Linked DNA regions of Homo sapiens: region 1 is linked to region 2. The links are chromatin contacts, found by Hi-C in ENCODE. All regions are on one chromosome and are shown on one strand. The core of a region is the stretch at or near the end of the contact, and the rest is flanking DNA. Distances in the headings are between cores, read along the strand shown. Region 1 holds the start of TAMM41 (TAM41 mitochondrial translocator assembly and maintenance homolog). Region 2 overlaps SYN2 (synapsin II).

The links. Hi-C counts contacts between places; a loop is a spot of excess contacts on that map. Pooled maps may share reads with other maps.
Region 1: a map of endothelial cell of umbilical vein shows a loop between it and region 2 (8-fold over the local background). The contact joins the promoter of TAMM41 here to the enhancer-like site in region 2. A Hi-C loop is called at or near these places in 3 of 168 maps with a recorded cell type or tissue (IMR-90, K562 and endothelial cell of umbilical vein), 5 of 37 single-sample maps with no recorded cell type and 17 of 50 pooled maps.

What each region holds. Positions count from the first base shown.
Region 1 is chr3:11,845,506-11,851,217 of GRCh38, reverse strand. It overlaps TAMM41 (TAM41 mitochondrial translocator assembly and maintenance homolog), which reads left to right and starts at 4,333. Exons shown (of 8, transcript NM_001284401.2): 1 at 4,333-4,716. The coding sequence starts at 4,582.
Region 2 is chr3:12,176,300-12,181,980 of GRCh38, reverse strand. The region is part of intron 10 of SYN2 (synapsin II); the gene reads right to left. Among named protein-coding and RNA genes, the nearest start is that of TIMP4, 20 kb to the right of the region's middle. RefSeq lists an enhancer at 2,631-3,830. Within about 2 kb of position 3,745, at least 12 of the 41 ENCODE cell types and tissues checked have a DNase peak (open chromatin) inside an H3K27ac peak, as active enhancers do; they include endothelial cell of umbilical vein, where a contact is called at or near this core.

The DNA.
Region 1 (5,712 bases), core at 3,084-5,583, 330 kb after region 2:
GGACAACATGGTGAAACCCCATTCTCTACAAAAATACAAAAATTAGCCTGGTGTGGTAGTACATGCCTGTAATCCCAGCTACTCAGGAGGCTGAGGTGGGAGGATCACTCGAGCCTGGGAGGCAGAGGTTACAGTGAGCCGAGATCGTGCCACTGCACTCCAGCCTGGGTGACAGAGTGAAACCCTGTCTCAAAAAAAAAAAAAAAAAAAAAAGAAAAGAAAAGAAAAAAAGAAAAGAAAAGAAAGAAAAGAAAAGAAAAAACGAAAAAATGCTCCCAGTCTGTCCCAGTTCTAACCATCAATCAGCCGAGAATGGACAAATGGGACAGGGTGACCCACCTCTGACAAGATGGAGATCAAGACCCCTCTCCTTCCCCTCCATCAGCAGACCAATTGAACATGTGGCTAATTGTAAGAACCACTGAGCCTGGATTTTTATTCTTCCCCAAACATTTTTCTCTCCTGTACTTAAACACTGATTAGAAAAAAAAAAAAAAAGCATTAAAGCCATAGATGTTTTTTTACAGGGCTTTAAAAAAAATGGATTACATGGATTCGATGAACCTTCTCCTAGTGAAAGCCTGACAAGGTCATTATTAAGGAATACAAAGACAACTGCTAGATAAATCAGAAGAATGAGGCCCAATATTCACTCGAGTCACCAGGCATTTATCTATATTTGTAAGTGGCTCTCTAACATGTTTATTTCATTGGTATAAGCTTTCCAACAGAACCCTAAAGCGATTATATAGAACACTGGGTCTTCCTAATAGCCTCTAATTTCACAAGCCATGGTAATTTAAAAGAGAGTGGGTGGATGAAGGGCCAGGAGCAGGGAGATTTCTGCTGAAGAATACAAATGTGTTCGTGGCTACGTTGCTTCTGCCTCTTTCTGGGGAAAGGCAAAATGCACACAGGAATGTGATGGAACCTTCCAGCTGGTGGTTTTGCATTGCAGGAAGAAAAGTGTTTGTGAACATGAAAATTGCTGATAATTGGGTGTGAACGCCTGTAAGGGAGACAAATGGAGAAACATTGCAGCATCTTTATTTCTATCAAGGGCTGAACTCTGCTGGTGGGTGTGTGAATTGGCACCATCTTTTGGAGGGGAATTTAGCAGCGTGCTGACACTCTGACCCAGCAATTCCCCTTCTAGGAATCTGTCTTATAGCAATACTTGTTCATGCACATAAAATGTACAAGGATGCTCATGATAGCATTGTTTGCAGGTGTGAAAACTAGAAATAACCTACATCCATCAACAATAAAATGTTTAAACAGGCCAGGATGCCTGTAACCCCAGCACTTTGGGAGGCCGAGGCGGGTGGATCACTTGAGGTCAGGAGTTCGAGACCAGCCTGGCCAACATAGTGAAACCCCTGTCTCTACGAAAAATACAAAACTTAGCCAGATGTGGTGGCGGGCACCTGTAATCCCAGCTACTCAGGAGGCTGAGGCAGGAGAATCACTTCAACCCGGATGGTGGAGGTTGCAGGGAGCCTAGATTGTGCCACTGCACTCCAGCCTGGGTGACAGAGCAAGACTCGCTCTCAAAAAAAAAAAAAAAAAAAGAAAGAAACAAAAGAAAAGAAGAAAGAAAGAAAGAGAAAGAAAATGTTTAAACACTTTCTTTTAAACAAAAAATTTTAAACAAAATTATGGCATATCCATATCTTAGAATAATTTGCTACTAATACATGGAATGAGGGAAATCTATATATTCTGACACAGAACATTGTCCCTGATACGCTAAGTGCAAAAAAAGCAAATTGCAAAATAGTATCTATCCTAGGAATCCACTTAAAATTGTTTTTAATGTTAATATATTCATAGAAAAATATTGGAAGGAATATGTGCCAAAGATTACCGTGGCTATTTCTGGGGCATGATGTATGTATTTCATAATGTTTACATTTTTATGAACATGGATTACTTTTGCAAACAGGAAAAATCCAATGACGTTGAATTATTTCCCCAAGGGAAGGAAGGAAATAAAAAAGGAACCGGCTGGTAATGAGATTTATTCACTGTCTTTGGGTGAGAGGCTTCAGTGTAATTCCACGGTGAGTGCACTCTGATTCCGGCACCCTGGGCAAGGGCGATATGTAGTAAAAATGAACGGAAGTGACCATGCCCACACCAGGGGCCGCAGACAAACGGCCTCTCTCCGCTCCCTTGCCCTGGTCTCCTGCTTGTTGCTGCGGCTACTGCTGCTGCTCCTGACTCTTGGCTGATGCCTGAGTGCCTGCTTTCTTCCCATTTCCTTCTCTCACCCTGCAAGCCGCTGTAGAGGACACTTAAACATGGTGGTAAAGACCTTGGCCTTTAGAGGTAGGTAGCCCTAGGTTCAAACCCCGACTTCACCACTTTCCTGTGTGACTTTGGAACATTTACTGCTCCTCTTAGGACCTCTGTTTCCTCGTATGAAAAATATCATCATCTTAGAGAACCTGCCTCATAGGATCTCTGGAGTGATGAAAAGAAACAAGTATAAAAAGCCTGGGTGCAGTGGCTCACGCCTGTAATTCCAGCACTTTGGGAGGCTGAGGTGGGCAAATCACTAGAGGTCAGGATTTCGAGACCAGCCTGGCCAACACAGTGAAACCCCATCTCTACTAAAAATACAACAATTAGCCAGGCATGCTTGCTTGAACCCAGGAGGCAGAGGTCACAGTGAGCTGAGATCGTGCCACTGCACTCCAGCCTGGGCAACAGAGCAAGACTCGGTCTCAAAAAAAAAACAAAAACAGAAAAGCCCCAAAGAAGTCTAAAAAGTGCCTGGGCATACTAAGTGCTTAATAATGACACCTATTATTAGTATTATTGTCACCGAGTCCTTTCAATTCTTTCTTGGTTGAATTTTCCCATCTATCTTCTACCTGATAAACTCCTACCCAGCTTCCAGGCCTGGCTCAAAATGCCATCATTGTGAAACCTCTTCTGGTCCCTTTCCCCAACACCCAGAACTGACTGACGTTCCCATTGGAGGGACATTACATTCCGGCACTGTGCTGGGTACCTGGCTGCATTACCCAAATTCTACTCTGATTTGCAGTTCTGTCTCCTCTCCTCTACAGACCCCTAGCTCCTGCAGGGCAGCAGGCAGCTCAGATCTCTTCATCTCAGTGCAGGCCCAGAGTGTGAGTGCAAGTAATCATTTTTCCAATTGATTTAATCCCATCCCTGCTCCTAAGACCTTGGCCTAGCCGTTTCCAGTTCATGGGGGAACTATGATAACAACTGTCTAATCAGTCCCCCACAATTCAGGCTAACATGTGAATTACATAAGTCCTTGCTCAAAACCCTTCAAGGACAGAGCAGAATTTCCGAAAAAATCCCAGAGTTGGAGCCAGACCTGGGTTTAGCTCTAGTTTTGCCACAGGCTGATGTGATCCTATCACCTGGCTTTACCTCTCTAAGCCTTAGCTTGGCCATCAGTAAAACCAAGGCCCTCCTGCCACAGGGCACTAGAGGGTGCTCAGTGAGAAGTGCATGTGAAAATGTGTCAACATTACCTGAATGTTAGCTATTACTATTTCTATTATTTTTGAGAGGTAGTGTATTTTGGGGAGGAAGGAGAGGGTAGTTGAAAAAGTTTCTGTCCTGGAAGTCAAACCACCTCCTGAATGGTAATCTTCAGCAAGTTTCTCCAGTTATACAAAGAGGAGAGCTGTAAGATTTTTCTACTCCTAGGGTCCTGTTTCCTCCAGAAACTGCATTTGAAGCACCCTTTGTGAGACCATTCCACAAGGCAAGGGGGCAAAAACTGTGATCCACCCTTGAAATTAAATGCAAGTATCAGAGAACGTCTGTGCACTCCCATATCCACCCTTGTATTTGAAAAGGGCTTTAGCGTGAAGAAGTCTCCGTCAAATCTTGACGGTGGTATTCTCTACATGGCGGGATTGGGCATCATTTTAATTTTGTGTTTTTCCAAATCTTCGAAATCTGCAATTTTGGAACTAGAGCGATGATGGGGGCACAATATTGTGAAGGCACTACATGCTACTACACTGTCCATTTCAGAACGGCTAGTTCCATATTATGTGAGTGTCGCCTCACTTAAAAACCTTCAATACGCTCCCGATTTTATAGTCATTCTTTAAACCGTAGTTTGAAGAGAGAAGTACAGAGGCTATCAAGGCTCAGGGCCCGCGGAGTCGGGTGACGCTCGCCTCCGCCGATTTGTCCAAGTCGCAACCTAGCCGCCAGCCTGTAGGGCACTCCTCCGACCACGAGGGGACAATGCAAAGCCTCGCGTTCCCCACACTAAGGCGAGCACCGCCTCTTGCGTCTTGGAAGCGCCTGTGCGTGCGTGGGGCGTAGCAAGGGACGGAAGCTCTGCCTGTGCGACCGCCGCCCACCCGAGCCTATCTGGGCTGCGTCTTCTCGCCGCTGCTCTTCGTGGCCCAACGCCCCAATCCTTGCGTGTGCTTGCAGTCCCACCCCACACTCAGCCTTGTGTCCCTCGATCCAGTCTCCGACTTCCATTTCCCACCCTAAACCGCCTACCCGGTGTCTGTTCCCCGCCCGGTTGTCCTCGCCCTGCTGCGCTGAGTGTCCCCTGTTAGCCTCGACCCCATGGCGCTGCAGACGCTGCAGAGCTCGTGGGTGACCTTCCGCAAGATCCTGTCTCACTTCCCCGAGGAGCTGAGTCTGGCTTTCGTCTACGGCTCCGGGGTGTACCGCCAGGCAGGGCCGAGTTCAGACCAGAAGGTGAGCCCGGGCAGCCCCACGACGGGGAACTGTCTGTTCTCACGAGTCCCGTTTTGCCCTCGATTCCTTCAGAGTCGGAGAGCTGCCTGTCCGCTCTGCACACTCCACGTGTCCACTAGCAGAGTGAACCATAGGCCTGCCTTCCTAGTATAACGACAGCGCGAGTTGAAGCGACGGTGTTGAAGGATACTTAGGAATCCACGTGGGTCTAGAGCAGGAGAAGCAGTTAGGCAGAAGGAAAAACTGCTGCAGGGGCAAATGGAAGAAAGGAAAAGAAATCGTTATCAGGTTCTTTCAGTGTTTTAGTCGGCTGGACATCGGAATTTTCTGGGGAGCTTTTAAGAAAATCCTAATGCTCGGCTTCCGCCGATGGAGATTCTGATTTAATTGGTTTGGGATGAGGCCTGGGCTTCAGGAATTTAAGAAACGTCCCAGGTGATTCTAATGCGCAGCCAAGTTTGTTGAGAGTCACCTCTATAAATGTAGGAGAAAATGCAAAATGATCTTCTGACTTCAGGAAGTTGGCGGACTGGTTGTAGGGCCAGGGCAGGTGCAGTGAAAGTAACTAACATCAAAAGTTAGTGCGTGACCAGTGTATTTACCCTCGCTCAGCACTTTTAACAACGGTCTGTTTGAGACTAGGCATTGTTACTTTTCAGAGTTGGCTCAGCACAGCCTCAGTAAGGGTACAGTTTTCCTTGTAATTTGCAGAATTCAGTGTGCAGGTTTTAATGGGGCCCCCTGCGTCTGGATACCTGACTGTAGTCTGTCTTCTGATTAACATCCTGCCTGTTCACTTCCTGGTGAGGCCATCTATGCTGTTGCTTGGATTTCCTCTGTTTCCCACTTACACTACTATTTAATATTTTTCTTTAAATTGGCAGCATATGAGAAATTATAGGTTATTATAGGCTAGTTATTTTTCCCGAATTTACCTTAACATAATTACACATTTTTAAAAAACATGTTTATTCCATACCTGCCTCGCCACCAAAT
Region 2 (5,681 bases), core at 2,496-4,995:
CAACCCCCACAAGTCACAGTGAGAACACTACTTCCTTTCCCTTCCTCTGGGGACCTTCTTGGGATCCATAAGGCACAGTCTGAGCCTGACACTGCAATACCCATACCCGGGAAGCCAGCTGGAAACCACTCCATCCCATCAGCCTTCAGGACTCCTCCACTTTTCCCTCCTGGTATCTGAGTCACCATCTTCCCTGGACTAACTTTGGTCAGGCCTTTATCATTTCTTGCTAGAATAGTCTCCTAATTCTTTCATCTTTTTCTTTCCAATCTATCTTCTCTGGGGCTACCTATTAACCTCCTAAACCTTTTTTCTAGTTGTGTCTCTTAACTTCTCTAAATCACCTAGAGCTGACATTTATGGCGTGCTTACTGTGTTCCAAGTAACATGGATGCACTATTGTGCACTATCTCCCTGTACCTCACAGTACCGTATGAGGTATCATCAGCACTCCTGGTTGCTTCAGCATGGCTGGGCTTGCCCTTTCTAGCCTTCTCCCTCCTTTATGTCATAAACAGCTGCTCAGTCCAGGCCTGATCCTCTACTGTTCATTCTCTAGTCTGGCCCATGCCTTCAACACCACAGCCTCTCATGGTCAGAGACAGATACTTAGGTGAAGGACAGAAAAAGTCCCAGTTTGTGAAGCTACCGGACTGGCTCTCGCTGGTCTCTCCCCCAGGGCCTCATGCCCAGTACCACTGAAGGGTCCCAATGCATCATCTCAAATGTTGGCCAAGAGCAGCTTACGATGTTCTCCTCCCAGAGAATTGGTATTCCCAGAGAGGGTTACAGAAGACTATGTGGCATAAGAGCAGAACCAGGGCCAGTGGGCACAAAAGCTCTGGGCAGACTTTCACCTACAAGTAGAACTTTCTTTTGTAAAAATAGTGAGATAGGCTGTTTTGGGAGGTAGACGTATGTGTTCACATAGTGGGTAGTGAATGACCTGACAAAGACATCATAGATAATATTCCTTTTTTAAACATGAGATTGACTGGATGAATGCTAAGGTTCCTTCCAATCCAGTGAAACTATGATTCCAAGAAAACGTTTTAAATCCCATAGATTAAGCTTTAATGGTAGAACTCCAGACACAGGATGAGCTCACAGGGGTGATCACACCATGTAGGCTGGCCTTGTCTTTCCTCAGCCATAGGAATATACATGTAAGACACCCACGGATGAACTAAGCCCAGAAGTGCCCTTTTCCAGGCTTGAGAGGAAGAGCTCCCGGAGGCAGTCCTTTGGGCTGCAGCCTGGGAATATGCTTTGGCCACCCTTGATGGCGCCTAGGAAGCTTCTCTTGGCCCCGGCTCCACTGAGATTGTGTATGGAAGACTTCTCAGGGGCTACGGGAGGCGGGGAGGAGAATTCCCAAGGACTGTCCCTTGCCAGGCTGAGACACCCTGGCTCCACCTACAAGCCTGCTGTCTACTAGGGGCTCCGGGCCTATTCCCTGTGGGGCTTGGCTACCATGGGATCTGTTTCCAGTCACCCAGAGCATCCTGGGATGCCGAATTCCACAGAAGTCTGGCCACTCTGGCGTCACTGCCAAAGGCTGGCCTGGAGCCAGCCCACAGCAGGAACTCATGGCCAGACTGAGAGGCAGAGCTTTCCTCAGGAAGTTGGATTGATTCAAACAGGTAAGAATGTGAAGTGCAGTGCTTGTGCCTAGCTGTACACAAAACGGAAGGGGAATAAATGACCTTATAGTAGCATAAAAAAAAAAAAACCCAGCTGGGTGCGGCTCACGCCTGTAATCCCAACACTGTGGGAGGCCGAGGTGCGTGGATCACTTGAGCCCAGGAGTTTGAGACCAGCCTGGATAACATGATGAAACGCTGTCTCTACAAAAAATACAAAAATTAGGTGGGCATGGTGGCATGTGCTTATAGTCCCAGCTACCCAGAGGGCTGTGGCAAGAGGATAGCTTGAGCCTGGGAGGTGGATGCTGCAGTGAGCCAGGATCACGCCACTGCATTCCAGCCTAGGCAACAGAGTGAGACCCCGTCTCAAAAAAATATATAAATAAATAATAAACCCCAACCAACTTTGGGTTTACAGAGTGACGACAGGCTCAAAGGGTGTCAGTCTGTAATGATGCTGCCAAAAATTGGATGCAGCTGGAGGTATGTCTATGTCTTGACAAGGGGAAGTGATAGGACCACTGTTCTTTTGGCTGATCAAGCCTCATGAGAGAGCACTGCAACCAGTTCTGGCCACCTCTTAAGGGTGATGCTAGCAGAAAAACATGGGTACATGGAGCAAATAGGATGGTTAGAAGTCTCGAAATGACAACTTTACACATGTGACTTTGGGCAAGTTACTTATCCTGAGTCACAGTTTCCCAAATGGTATAAATGAGGTAACCATGGAAGCACCTAGGGCTTAGTAGAAGATTGAAATTAGTCAAATATAAATCTGAATAGTGTCAAGGGCTGGCTTGGGTAGTAGTGAGCTTCCTGGCATGAGAGGTATTTCAGCAGTGCTTGGACAAACTTTGGTTAGGGGGGCTCATGTAGCTGCAGGCACATGACTTCTACAGGCCCTTCTGGCTCTAGGCTTCCATGAATTCGTTTATGCTTTTTTTTTTTTTTTTTTTTTTTCTTTCAGTTCTTCCGGTGTGTGAGAACTGAGACAATCCCTTCTTAGCTACAGAGTTCCAGACCAGCCTGGACCAGCTACAGAGTCTTAAACTCAGCAAGACCCCTAGGGTTATTGGACCTGTGCAGAGATGTCTTGCAGGTATAGGCTTTCAGGAGCTTGGCAAGGAGAGTGTGCCGCTTCCATCAAAGCTAATTGGGCTGGTATCCTGCTACGCTGAATCTACTGGGCTTAGTGATCAGAGAAGCCAGGGAGGAAGGAGAGAGCTGGTGAAGCTCAAGACTCCTCCAGGTTGGTAGGTCCACCACTTGTTAAGGGAGGAATGCAAGGATTTTCCTTACGTAGAGATATAGAGTCACAAATGCCCAGCTCATTCCATTCTTACCTTCGCCTCTGCTGATGTGGGAGCACCAAAAGGGCATGGTGCACAGTATTGTGGAGAACTCCCTGAATTGGGGCCCAGAAGATCCAGCTCTCCTGCTTAGCAGCTGTGTGACCTTGGGCAAGGCAGTTGCCTTCTCTTTGCTGATATGTGAAACAAAGATACATTTGCCAGCCCAAGACATCTTAAATAAGGATTGTTAGGCTTAAACTAAAGAGTGTGCTTTGTAAACTGTAAAGTGTTAGGCAATGTAAGTGAGCATCCTACTACTATTTAAAAAATAAATATCAATCCAAAGGAAGGGAGGTCTAATGTTAGAATTTCGTGCATCAGTGGAGAAGATATTGTTGTGTGGTTTCCTGTCACCTGATGCATAGCAGTTTCATGTGCAGGGAATTCTGGTCTGGGTTATACCATGCCTTCTGTATATTGCTTAGTTCCAGCAAGGTCCTTGCAGAAATGGTAAATATTAGCTCTTGAGATGATTGGAAAGGAAATCACTGGCCTGTGACAGAAACCAAGCCCATGGATGAGGGTTTGTGGGTTTTTGTCAAAGGTAACTTTAAAATGCCATCCTGTGGCTTTCGGCAGACAAGCTGGAGAAAGGAGCTCCTGAAGTCCCAGCAGGATGGAAAGCTGAGGAAGGAAAGACATTGAGTGACTCAACACTTGTGAGCTGTTGGCCTGAGACCAGCTGCCCCAACCAAGGAGGAAGGCCTGTGCTTGCTCAGCATATCTGAGACAGGAAATTGGGAAAGGGTCCCAGGGTCTGGCCCCAGGAAAGAGGCCAGGCCAAGCTCCTTGCCGGACACGCCACAGAACTATTCTGATCAGCTCCCCCAGGCCCCGCTCCCTGGTCTAGGACCCCAGGGAGAATGAGGCAGCGGGAAAGAATGTGGTCAGGAGGTTGTAGGTTTAGTCGGTGCAAAGGGGACCGCATGTTTTGAGGCACCTTGGGATCTTTCTGGGCTTGCCCCTGCAGTCACCAGCGCCCACCTTCCTTCCTCCAAAAGGTTCTAAAAGGTGCCCAGGGATGAGCCGCTTCTCCTTCCCTCCTGGGGGGAGTTGCTTCTCTGCTTGCAGAGCTCATCTCCTGGAGTGGGGCCCTCCCATAACCTAGAACCCAAGAAATATCCCATGGGGGCAGTCCCTGAGTCTTCTGGGGGCACTGAGGGGCAGGTCACTCAAGGTCAGAATGTCAGCTTCAAATGATTAAAGATGTCCCTGAAAAGTTAAGACAGTCCCAGAATAGTTAGTTTCTCTTAATAGTCTGTTAAGGGATCTAGTCACTAGTGGCTTTATCTGAACCTGCCCCAAATCTCCTCACATTCTCAGCTTATACTCACTGGGGAAGAAATTTGCTAAAGCCATTCCTGCTGTGGGAAGCAGGAAGGCCTTTCATTTGTCCTAAATTTACCTCTTCTGAGCTCAAGTGAAGCCCTGTTAGTCCCATGCCGGGGATCAGAGACCCCTCCCTAACTGGACAGCCCTTTAGACTCCACTTCTCAGAGTGAAGAAACCCCTTCTTAGGCTTGGTCTTCTTGCACTCAGGAGACCTCATATTTTAGAACACGGGTGGCTAATCTTTTGGCTTTCATGGGCCACACTGGGAGAAGAACTGTCTTGGGCCACACATACACTAACACTAACAATGGCTGATAAGCTAAAAAAATTGCAAAATATCTCATAATGTTTTAAGGAAGTTTATGAATTTGTGTTGGGACGCATTCAAAGCCATCCTGGGCTGCAGGTTAGACAAGCTTGTTTCAGAGCCTTTGTGGCTGGAAAAACCTAGCTGGAAATGTGTTCTGTTTCTCTTCATACCAGAGAACCAGTACAAAAAAGGACTGGTAGAATGTCCCACCAGACACCAGAGGTTATTCAGCCTCAGTCCTTCAATTCTGAATTCTCATCACAGCCTTTTCCAGGTCCCATGGCTGCACACAGTCTGGATCTCAGCATGTCAGGCTTGGAAGGAGATTTTATAAGTTACCTGCTCCAACAGCCCCAGTCCCCAGCCCTCCCCTTTCACCATGTGCCTTACAAGCTGCTCATCCTGCTCCTGCTTGAACATCAGCAACAATGTGGCAGCCGCATGCCGTTTCTGAGTGTTAGAGAGTTTACTCCCTACACTGGGTCAAAACCTGTCTGCTAACAGATTTGCCTTTTGGAATCAGTTCTACTCCATGGCGGCATCAGAGAGCTAAAGATATTAATTAATGCACTCATTGAGATGTCTGCTATTCAACTGCAATTCCTTTAACTTTTACTCATAACATAGATTTGCCAAATGCCTCAACCTCCTGGTTTCTCTCCTCTGAGCACATTCTGATCGGAGTTAGAGTTTGTCCTTGTTATACTGTGACCCTCAGACTGGAAACATTTCAGATGTGCTCTGATCAGCTCAGGGTAGGAGAAGAGGTTCATTTTCATTCTGGACACCAAATGTATATGAATGCTTCCAAAGAATAAGTCTTAGAATCATTCCCCATGGGTCTAACCCACCAGCCAAACGGGAAGCCAGCTCTGTGGCATAAATGAGGGGCACTGAAGAGAGACCAGTTCCCACCTCAGCCCGTCAGTGTCTGAAATTCCTGCATGAGCAATTCAGCCTTCTGGCTCTGGAGAATTTTACAGGAAAATAAAAAGAGTGGAACCAGTATAATGAGAAATGAAAAAAACATTAGCCACATGA